Regions from separate parts of the Homo sapiens genome. Here all the other regions are linked to region 2. A link is a contact called in ENCODE Hi-C or POLR2A ChIA-PET data. All regions are on one chromosome and are shown on one strand. Each heading gives the region's core, a stretch centred on a gene start or an enhancer-like site at or near the end of the contact. The rest is flanking DNA. Distances are from core to core; before and after follow the strand shown.

The links. A loop is a pair of places that touch in the nucleus more often than their neighbours do. ChIA-PET counts read pairs that join two places held with the same protein, here RNA polymerase II (POLR2A). Pooled maps may share reads with other maps.
Region 1: a pooled map shows a loop between it and region 2 (2.4-fold over the local background). The contact joins the enhancer-like site here to the promoter of LINC01798 in region 2. A Hi-C loop is called at or near these places in 5 of 168 maps with a recorded cell type or tissue (PC-3, PC-9, aorta and 2 more) and 8 of 50 pooled maps. POLR2A ChIA-PET finds 5 or more read pairs at or near these places in 2 of 52 experiments (HepG2 and Panc1).
Region 3: a map of endothelial cell of umbilical vein shows a loop between it and region 2 (8-fold over the local background). The contact joins the enhancer-like site here to the promoter of LINC01798 in region 2. A Hi-C loop is called at or near these places in 6 of 168 maps with a recorded cell type or tissue (PC-3, PC-9, aorta and 3 more) and 8 of 50 pooled maps. POLR2A ChIA-PET finds 5 or more read pairs at or near these places in 4 of 52 experiments (HEK293T, HepG2, PC-3 and 1 more).

What each region holds. Positions count from the first base shown.
Region 1 is chr2:66,479,200-66,482,797 of GRCh38, reverse strand. The region is part of intron 7 of MEIS1 (Meis homeobox 1); the gene reads right to left. Among named protein-coding and RNA genes, the nearest start is that of MEIS1-AS2, 41 kb to the right of the region's middle. Within about 2 kb of position 1,522, at least 6 of the 41 ENCODE cell types and tissues checked have a DNase peak (open chromatin) inside an H3K27ac peak, as active enhancers do; they include PC-9, where a contact is called at or near this core.
Region 2 is chr2:66,572,607-66,576,021 of GRCh38, reverse strand. LINC01798 (long intergenic non-protein coding RNA 1798) reads right to left here and starts at 1,992. Exons shown (of 6, transcript NR_110156.1): 1 at 1,857-1,992. MEIS1 (Meis homeobox 1) reads right to left here. Exons shown (of 13, transcript NM_002398.3): 13 at 2,153-3,415. RefSeq lists enhancers at 303-758, 3,153-3,415.
Region 3 is chr2:66,507,252-66,510,707 of GRCh38, reverse strand. All of the region lies in intron 7 of MEIS1 (Meis homeobox 1), which reads right to left. Among named protein-coding and RNA genes, the nearest start is that of LINC01798, 65 kb to the left of the region's middle. RefSeq lists enhancers at 1,590-3,117, 2,512-3,455, 253-3,456. Within about 2 kb of position 2,032, at least 4 of the 41 ENCODE cell types and tissues checked have a DNase peak (open chromatin) inside an H3K27ac peak, as active enhancers do; they include PC-9 and endothelial cell of umbilical vein, where a contact is called at or near this core.

The sequences.
Region 1 (3,598 bases), core at 273-2,772, 93 kb after region 2:
GAGCAACATTGGGAAATATGTGTGTTCCAGACAGTTCTCAATTCAGGGGTAAAGGGAGAAACAAACACTGGACTACCAATTCCTTGAGGACAGGGATTGGTCTTACTCATTTCTGTCATCCCAGAGCTTAGCACAATGCCCTCTATACAGAAGGGTCTCCGTGAATGAATAAATGAATGCAAGAAATATAATGCTAAGCAGTGCCTGATCACTTTCTTCTAAAGATCCTTCCTCATATGTCATTCTGTATTCTCTCTTTCTAACGAGAGACAGAGAGAGAGAACTGGTAGACACATTTCAAAAATAAATGAACCAAAAAGATATCAGTTACTAGGTTACTTCTTAACCTGGTAAAAAAGAAAATTGTTGCAATTGAGAAACCTGACTGACTTAGGTCCTGTTGTTTTCTCACTCACACCCTGTCAGGCCTTAGGTTATTCTCACCTATGAAATAGAGACACCAATCTCTGCTCCACCATAAGGGTGGTGGTGTGAGGCTCACAAATGAACGAGGGTGGGCACATTTCAGAATCTGAATGCATGAAAAATGAGTTATTTGTTTGAAAAATTTCCCACCTAGCATTGTACCTGGCACATAGTAGATTTTCAGTAAATATATTTATTAAATAATGGAATATCACTGGGCATGGTGGCTCACACCTGCAATCCCACCACTTTGGGAGGCCGACGTAGGCAGATCACAAGGTCAAGAGATTGAGACCATCCTGGCCAACATGGTGAAACCCCGTCTCTACTAAAAACACAAAAATTAGCTGGGTGTGGTGTGTGGTGGTGTGCACCTGTAATCCCAGCTACTCGGGAGGCTGAGGCAGGAGAATCACTTGAAACTGGAAGGCGGAGGTTGCAGTAAGCCGAGATCACGCCACCGCACTCCGGCCTGGCAACAGAGCAAGACTCCGTCTCAAAAAAAAAAAAAAAAAAAAAAAGAAATATCAGACCTAAAGAGCCACAAGTCTCTGATCCTCTAAACTCCATTTCATAAGACTTCATTTAAGAGGCTCAAAATTGTCAGCGCCAACTTCAGTAGATGGAATAAAACCAATCTCAGGTAAATGCCACTTCAGGTCAGAGTTGGAAAAGTTACATCCAACTGCACATGAAAATAAATAATACTGTCAGCCTTATGGAGAGGCAAGACTCATGAGAATAAAGAGATGCTCAAGGTACCAGGATTGAAAAATCAAGCCAACAGGCCCCAACTCTTGCAACCCTCCTCTTTTTGCTCTTTCTCCCCAGCATCCTAGGTCACAAACCAAAAGAATGGCAGCGTCATTGCTGTCATTTTGCTCCTCTGAAATAGGAACCTGGATTAGCTTTAGCTGGCTGAAGCTCAACCCAGATAAGTCCAGAGCAATGCTGATAGGCAGCAGGAAGGAATTTGAGGAAGTGACAAGAAATGCCACGTCATCCATCACAAAGAAAGCTTTCCCACAAAGTGGCCTGGGAGCTGGCTACATAGCAATGGGGGCTTAGAAAGATGCAGATAAACACAGAAGTCTTTCCTAGCACCAGAATAGAGAGCCAACCACAAACAATTCATGCCCTTGCCACATCCTTCAGTGAGTAGTAGGAAGAATGTAGGATACCCTGCCTTCCACTTTCCCTGCTCATGCAGCCAAAAGGAACCTGAGCTTACATGTCCTGGGTGCCCTCCTGCTGCAGGGGATCAGGATGCCTGAGGCAGCAGACTTGCCTCTCTGCTCATTTCTACCACATCAACCAGAGAATCACCAGAAATCCTGAGGATGTGTTTTTTTGTTTTTTTGTTTTTTTTTTTAACAGAGATTCTAGGCTACAGTCTTTCTGTTGCAGGGAAGGGTATGTGCCATGTCAGAAATAAACTCTTCCTAATTTCATTCTCCAAGTAATGGACATCATAATAATCTGCAATGGCATCTGTCATTGCAAAGATTTCCACCATTCTTCACAAAAGTTTCATAGGAAAGTAGAAGTCAGCAAGCAGTTATTCTCCAAAGAAATGCACAAGTAGAGAAATGAGACTTAGCAAAGAAGACTGGAGAGAGTGGAACTCTTCTTTCCTATCGTTTTCTTAGACAGCAAGAAATTCCCTATTGATTATACATGTTATGACTTTCTGATGGTTTTAAAATTTCATTCAAAGGGTCTGTTCTCACAAAAACGTACCCAAGACTTGTCTATCTTCAGGAGGAAATTTGCACTTTGAAAAACAGACAAAAAGATCAAATCTTTTTACCAAAAATATATTCTGCATTATTAAATAATTCTAGTGACTACTTAAAAGGGCATATTGAGCTAGATCTCAGCCTGTACCTTCATTGGATAAATCACATAATATCCCAGTGTGCTAAATCTCCTTGAAAGAAACTCTGGCTTAGATTCTGCCATCTCAAATTGTCCCAAACTTCTATCTAAAGAGAAATTTTAGTCACTAGTATCCCAGAGGTTTCATTATGGCCACAGCTGTTAGTAGACCACATTTTCATCCTGAGTAGCCAGGGAAATATTTCAATGCAGTATATTTTTTGCTCAGAACTCTTTGAGAACACACCAAATAGGAAATAATTAGAATAACATTTACTTATCCTCACATATTAGCATTAAATTATTGGTTGTATTAGTGGCTTGCATTTACATTAAACTTGCAAATTATATAGACCCTTATTTCTATTCTATGAGCATTTGAATTTTTTCCCTGCATGCATATCTAATCATTTGCTTACCTCTTATCACTCCAGGAACCTAGAGTTCTTAATTCCATGGATTTCCACAGGGCAAGAATCTAGGCCACCGTTTATGCACAGAAATCAATTCAGCCATCACTACACTATGCATCAAAACAACATTTTAAGAGCAAAAGTTGAAGTCAGTGGCATTGAGCCAAAGCACCTCTCCTCTGAAGGAAAATGCAGTGAGATTTTTAAAGAGCAAATAGGGCAGGTTACCGAGCCTTACTGTCTCACCAAGAAATGGGGAATCCTTCATGGCCCGGGGCTTCTTGATTCAAATCTGGAGCTTAAGACTTTGTGCCTAAAGAAAAGTGCTGATTGCCTTATCCCCCAGTGCATTTCTGGAATGTCCCATGTAAATATTCACTGGATCAATTTTCTTTCTTTGCTCCTAGTGAGATCATATTAACCAATGACACTTTTATGTTTTTAATTAAAATCAAAAAGAGCATTTTGGCACCATAAGTCTATTGCATTTTTATAAGATCTTCATCTCTGAAACACAATCTTATACTAACATGACAGTTTCAAAAAAATCATATTATCATAAATCATAGAAACATCATTGGCTTCTTTTAAATTGTATTCAATATACTAACTACACCATTCACAAATTATAACAATCTATGCAAATGTACATTAAAGCCATAAAAAGCTTTTCCAGCATATCCTTTTCCCACAGCCCAAATAAAGGTAAATTAAGAAAATCTGGCAAAAGGCGTATATGTCTATTGCCATTTCCCACAGCAAATAGGGTGTTTTCCTCTGGGAATAAAACATTTTCTTTAAACTACTGTTTATAGCCCTTATCAGCTCAACTGCAATAGAGCCATCAAGTCCAATCTCTTGTGGAAAAAAGTCAAGGTCAA
Region 2 (3,415 bases), core at 743-3,242:
TTTTTCCTTTTCAGAATCCTTCGACTTCACTACGAAGTTTGCTGGTAGGCGCCTCTGCTCCGGGGTCGGAGCCTCCCACCAAGGCTCCTTCCCCTCCCCTTCTCCCCGCCCCCGCGAGCCGAAGCAGCCGCAGCCTCCACCAGGACCCGGCCGCCCGCTCGATCCCCCTGACCCGGACCCTGCGCCCAGGTTGCAGCGCCGCCCTCCCGGCCTTGCCCCCGGGCTCGGCTGGGGGCTCTTTTCCCCGGGGCGAAACTCGCCCGCCTGGCTCACTTCAAGGAGACACCCGCTGCCTCCCGAGGAACTCCTAATACCATCCATACAGCTTTAATGCGTTTATAATTCGATAAGTGATTTCAATTTGAAATTGTTAGTAACTAATTTTATGGGTAATTTTTCCACATCAAATATTTAAGCATCAGATTAAGGGAGCCAGTTCCGACACTGGATAATAAGGGGGTTTCCCCCACTCCCGCGCCTCCGCCTCCCTCCGTTTCCTACCGAGTCGTTTTTCGAAATCCCCAAAAGATGGCAGTCGAAGCCGACTTTCCTCTTTTCCTGTGGCTCTGCGAAGGGAGGGGGAGAGAGGAGGATGGGGGAGTGCGAGAGTGGGGGGCGGAGAGAGAGAGAGAGACAGAGAGAGAGAAGGAGGAGGAGGAGAAGGAGAAGAAAAAAAGGGGGGAGAGAAAAGCTAGACGGTGCATGGACTTTTCAGACGAATTCTTTCACACGTTTCTAATACAAGCGAAAAGCAGTGGTGAATTTCCTGGAAAAGTCCTGGCAGAAATGAAAGCCAAAAAACGTGCCTTGTGGCCTCAGGGTACGGGATGTGAGAAACTCAGCACATTCAAGCTAAATCTTCATTTTAGAACAGGAGAGGGAGAGGGAGACCCAGAGAGGAACCGACTCGACTGACTTTAGGGTCTTTCTTTGTATTTTAACATTGTATATAAATACTACACAACTAGGCAACGTGTTTCCTCGAGGACTGGACTCTGCGAATTACATAATGAGGGGAAAGAGGTAGGGGTGGGGAAGGGGAAGGGGTGGGGGCAGACTGCAGCGGGCGGAGGGGAGACTGGGGCGAGCAGCGGATGAATTGCAGACCAGTTGCCAAAACTTTTTTTTTTTCCCTGCTGCTGCTGCTGCGGCTGCCTTTGCTGCTGCCTTTGCTTTGAATGTGGGTAACTAGGAAACAGCAAGCCGTCTGAGAAGACGGAATTTCCAACGTGTAAAATGTTCTTAACGGAACCATTGAGCGAGTGCAATAAGGCGTGAGGGGGAACTAATCTTCCCATTTAAATGTTTGTGGCAATTTTATCTAAATGAATTTTAATGCTAAACGAGGGTAATTCCCCATTTGTAGCGCGTTTACTTCTCTTTCCTGTGCTTCTAAAGCAGTCGAACATCATGCAATGAACAATAACAATAAAAATACTGTCAAGGCATATTATTCATTTTGAATGTGTTATAATTACAGCTGATTAAATATGATAGGGTAAAATATTTTTAATTTTTTGAAAAAAAAATTTAAATCATATTAAAAAGTAGTCTCATTCAGCCAGAGCCAGCCCCCTTTCCACCCCCCCCCCACCCCCCCACCCCCCCACCACCAAATAAAAATAAAAACCAGGTACAATTTTGTGCCCTTGTTTAGAGGAGGGCGTTTTGTTTTTGCCTTTTAGGAAACATCAAAAACACTCTCAGCACCTCTATTATTTGCCTCTTTCGGATAAGTGTCCTCAATAACCTTCGAGCTGGCTCTGAAATTTACAAGAGGAAAAGCTAAAATAGCATTAAGAGGGGAGGGCATCGAGGCAGGGGAAGAAAGGAACTGCGAAGAGCGAGGCTCTCACCTAAATGGCTCACAGAGGGGGAACTCACGGAAATAGCAGTTTATTTTTTCTAATTCCTGGACACTGCTGATCTCGATTCTTCAGAGTCACCATATTCCCTAACTACTCTTCACTTGTAAACCTCCCTCCCCTAGCGCCTCTCTCTTTCTCTCTGTCTCTCCCTCTCGCCTCTCTCCCTCTCCCCACCACACCTCCTCCCCTTTCTTTCCCTCCCCCACCCATCCTGAGCCTCCTCAGGAATAAAGGCTGAAAATAACCAACTCACCCGGGCATGTACTGGAGAGGAGGAGCAAATAGACAGTTTATAAAGTTTATTATTAATTGTTAAAGTAAATAAATGGTTGTTAACTGCTAGCAACCACCTATCAAAAGAGAATGATTTCACTCACATCGACTATTTAGGTAGAGGAAGAATTGCCACTAGGTCAACAAGGGAGATTTAAACAATCCCATCTATGGGCTGGGGAGGGGTAGAAGCGCTGCCAGAGATGGCTGCAGTAGGCTGAGCCTTGCTCTCTGCGCATCCACGTGTTTAGAAACAAGGCCCCATCAGCAAAAGGTGAGAATGCATTGCTACTCCAGCAGGTGAGTCAGTCAATCACACATCACCTAGTAAAGCCAACCCACAGCTGGTTTCTCTTTTCGAATAGAAAATAGAATTGCTAAGGGCCGGTTTATAGGGTGACTTGGGCCTGAATGTCAGACTTGAGTTTAAGGCTCTCTCTCCTCCGACCCATCCTTTGTTTACAAAGCAATCACTACTGAAAGGCTTATTTTTTAAAACGAATTTGCCTTAATTAAAATATTTGTATATTTTCCTTAGCTTTGGGAAGCACTTTTTATAGCAGCAATTTTATTTAAATAAAATTATAAGCTATTCCAGCTTAAACATATTATTTTCTACCATTTAGCCGGCTGCCATGCAGAAATCTTGTACAGCTGTTCTGGAAAATTGGTTAATAACCAGTTTTATCCAATGAGAACATAGAGCATATTTATAAAAATTAGATTTTGAAGTCTGGTCTCTTCAATTCATGTAGTTAATTTCCTAATAAACATATACTGCTCATCCTAGGTAACATCCTTTAGTAAAAGACTTAACTTTGTACTTAGGTTTGCCTTTATGTGCAAGAATAATTTCACTGATATTAGATGAGTAATTCTGTTGGATGTAATTCTGAGTCTAGAGTTAGTTTAGTGCCTTTAGGCCTCAAATTTGCTGATATTAGGAGTTCATTAAGTCAGCTTAAAGAAATCAGTGGTTATTATTAAACAACTTACTTTGCGGTTAAAATTGTCAAATACATATATGGCTTAGGGAGCCAAAATTAATTTTTATATTTACTGTATTAATCTTTAAAAATCTGGGGGGCAGTAAACAAATTTTTCAAGCAGTGGAGTCAGCATGACAAAAATAATCTTGTTTTTATTTTAGATTCAGATTTCATTACTGCACTCAAACGACTACAACTGGGCTTGGCGTTATTATACAATCCAAACTGTTTCCATCAGAAACGCTAAGACTCAGTGTGCAATGATTGTTATTAATAATTAGCTCC
Region 3 (3,456 bases), core at 783-3,282, 65 kb after region 2:
CCTCAATTTTTTTTTTTCAATTGCCTTAACTTGTACTGAGATGAAGTTTAGAAAGTTTGTTGGGTGAGGAACAAACTAATTCCAACATTTCTACTATTATTACAGAATATGCTATAAATGCAAAACTTTTGCAAAACTTTTCTGATTCTAAACTTTTATTCATTAAAAATCTGTAATTTTATTATATTTAAAATCTATCTGTTTCATTAAAAGTTTAACAGAAACATATCTTGTGTTCACTTGGAAAAGATCATGAAAACCCACCACTCCAAAGCCATTGTTGTATCAGTGAAGAAAATGCTATGTTCTCTGACTGGGCCAAGGTCATGTACCCTGGCATGGAACTACTGGGGTCTGTGCTGTTCCAGACCCCTACATCTGTAAATCAGCACTCCTTCCACCCAACCAAACTCTTTATTTGCATAACCAAGTATTTTATGAGAAGTCCCCTTGGATTTGCCTAATAAATTCTTTGAAAGTCCAGTATTTAAACAGCCTTTTTATTCAGAGAAGCAGTTTACCATATAAAATAACAATTCATTAAAGAAACATGAGAAAAGAAAACAACTCAACAGCATTTAAATTTTCAATGGGCTAATCCACTTTCAATATGCAAAAGGTAACCAAGGAAAAGACACATACGACCTGATCATTGATTAAAAATGAAAAGCTTATAACCTTACAATACTGTTTTCACCACCTCCCCATGATTATTTTCCACCTTTAAAAAAAATAGCCTTTTTATCCACCTCAAACCCCTTCAGATTAATTTAGCAAGCAATGCATAGTGCCTGCCTAGAAGAGAATTCATTGATAATTTATGGAAATATCTACTATAATCCAGCAGAGATGACTTTTTTCCAGCTTTGTGCATCAATAGATAATCAAGGCCTTAAAGCAACCTTAGCTTCCCATTACCTCAGGCAAAAGAATTCCTGAAAGCGTGCCTTGAGGGCACCTGAATTATATACTCCATTAGGAGAGGAAGGCTTTCTGCATTCCATGTGTAACACTCACCAGAACCTTTCCTGTTTATTTCTGCTGTATGAAAGCAGAAGCATTAGGAACAGAATTTTTTAAGTGAAGACTTATGTAGATACAATGGAGAAACCTTTCAAGCAGGAGCCAGATCACCCCCTTCAGTCCCTGGCAGTGACCTCTCCTGAATAAAAGGTTTCTATTACATCATTAGCTCAAGCCAAAAACAGCCTTGGCTTAATGCACAGTTTGTTCTTCCTACTGTTTTTAGGCAAATACAGCTACTTTACTCCCATCTGGGAGGGAAATTACACTGCTGGGTTGTAATCTAAGACAAGATTTTCATTGGAAGCAAATGCTTTCAATCCAGTGTAAATACTGGTGCATGTTCAGAAAAGCCTAAAACAATAAACCCTGCTCCTTTCCGACACAAGTTAGGGAAATGGAGAAGATGGGGAAGGAGAAGAGCATAATAAAACAGACTATTCTAAAAGCAAACACTTTCATAGATTTTAATAAATTGTTTAACCTCTTCCACTTTCTAAAATTGAAAATTGATCTGGAAATGTCTCAACCTCAGAGGAAAGTCTAAATGGTCAATTGTACCTTTAGCATTTCCATTCACTCCGCAATTTGATATAGTCACCTCAATGTGGTCTCTCGAGAATTTCTTTCCTTTTTTACTTTTGAGATCACTAAACAAACTTGGAGAACCGCCGGCCGACCACACGGCAGCAGGCAGCAGCTCTGAACCACATTTGTAAAATGTCAGCAGTGACTTCATTCCTGGAGCTGACTTCTCCTGCCGCCAAATGAAGGCAAACTGAAAAGGTGGAAATAATCATAAAAATGATGCTAGTCCATAAACAAGCTTACAGCCTCATTAGGATAGCAGTAGGCTCCAGTGGGTGATTTATGCTCGTTTTGCTGATGCTATGAGGAAATGCCATAGGGCGACTTTAGCCAACCGCTAATGGTTTCTGACAGCTTCTTAGCAACTAGTGCAAGCAACGTTGTGGCGTTTGCTAGTGACAGAAACTGAAAATGTCATATTATCTGCCCATGTGTCATGAAGTCCGTGTGGCAATTAACTAGCAGGCCAGTGACTGAGGGGCCAGAGGCTCCTGAAAATGGCCTTTGGCTATGCAGAGGCAGCGGCCGGGGCTGCGCACACACAGGCCGCACATATGCAACATTCTAATGCAGAAATCCTCTCCCTGCAACTTCCTGGGCTCTGATGAGACCGGGCCACTCCAGTCTCTTTTTTCCCCCTCATTGAAGTGAAACTCTGGGTTCCTCTCTCTCTAGGCACAGGCTCGGGCATTATAAGACTCTAAAGCAATCTGCTTTGATACGATTATCGGAATGGCTCCTTAATTGGCAATACCTGGTTCTGTGCCTCTTGGATGCTGGACTCAAAGGTGCTAGCTACAGTACTTTGCTACTCTCTCACAAATTAGTCTAAAAGGATTTAAGATCACTGGAGCAGACTCATTGCCTGTCAGATTTCAAGGAGCAGAGGAACTCTGCACAGCAACAAGACACTATTTAAAAAAACACCAGGTTTCTAACGAGCAGGGGGAGAATCTTGGCCACACTTTTCAGTTTCCGAGCTATCAAAACCATGCACTATATGTCAAACTGTCAAACCTTTCAGCGTGGGCCATTTGCCCTTTCAAATAATATTTAAGAATTGTTTTTACAAAATTTTATAGGCCATGGTCTAGTGAAAGAGGCCAACCAACAAAGAAAGGAATTTGTACTACAATTCGTCTACGGACAATTTCTTGTGAGACCTGGGCCTGTCCCTACGGAGCAAGGCAGGTGACCTGTGGCAGCTCCCAGGCTGTCAGAGAGCTCAGATTTCAAACACTCTCAACTCAAACATCCCGAGTCGCCTATTTAAGCATGCCCAGGCATTTAGACTGTGCTATCTCGTGCCTTTCAAGGCAGGATAAAGCGGCATTTATCGTATTCAGGCCATTCAATGGGTCAGACTGACCGTGTCAGCAGGGGCTCCTCTCCGGCAGGTCAAAGCCTTGCTTCCATTTTTTTTCTCTCCCTACTAACTCCTGTCCTCTCAGGACTGCTGTTCCCCTAAACCTACTCAGAGTGAAGCAACAACAAAACCCAAAACAGCTCCTAAGATTTACATCACAACTGATCAGAACTTCCTGTGTCAGTGGGCCATCAGGTAAAAATAAAATAGGTTTTCTATTAGAGGGCTCTTTATGTCATAGAAGCAAAACTCCTAATTAAGGAGATGAACTTTCAACTGCCAGGGCAAATGAACGTGTAAGGTTGTGGACCCCCTTGTTTTTCTAGAAGCCAAGCTGGAAGCCACAGTGACTTCAAGATCATTTTCATTTACAATTTTGTATTGAGACTCCACAGTTTTGGGCCATATCCTCTCTTTAAACTTTACTTTTCTCCTCTTCCAGTGTTTAGGAACAGTGTTTAATCCCAAAACGTACCTAG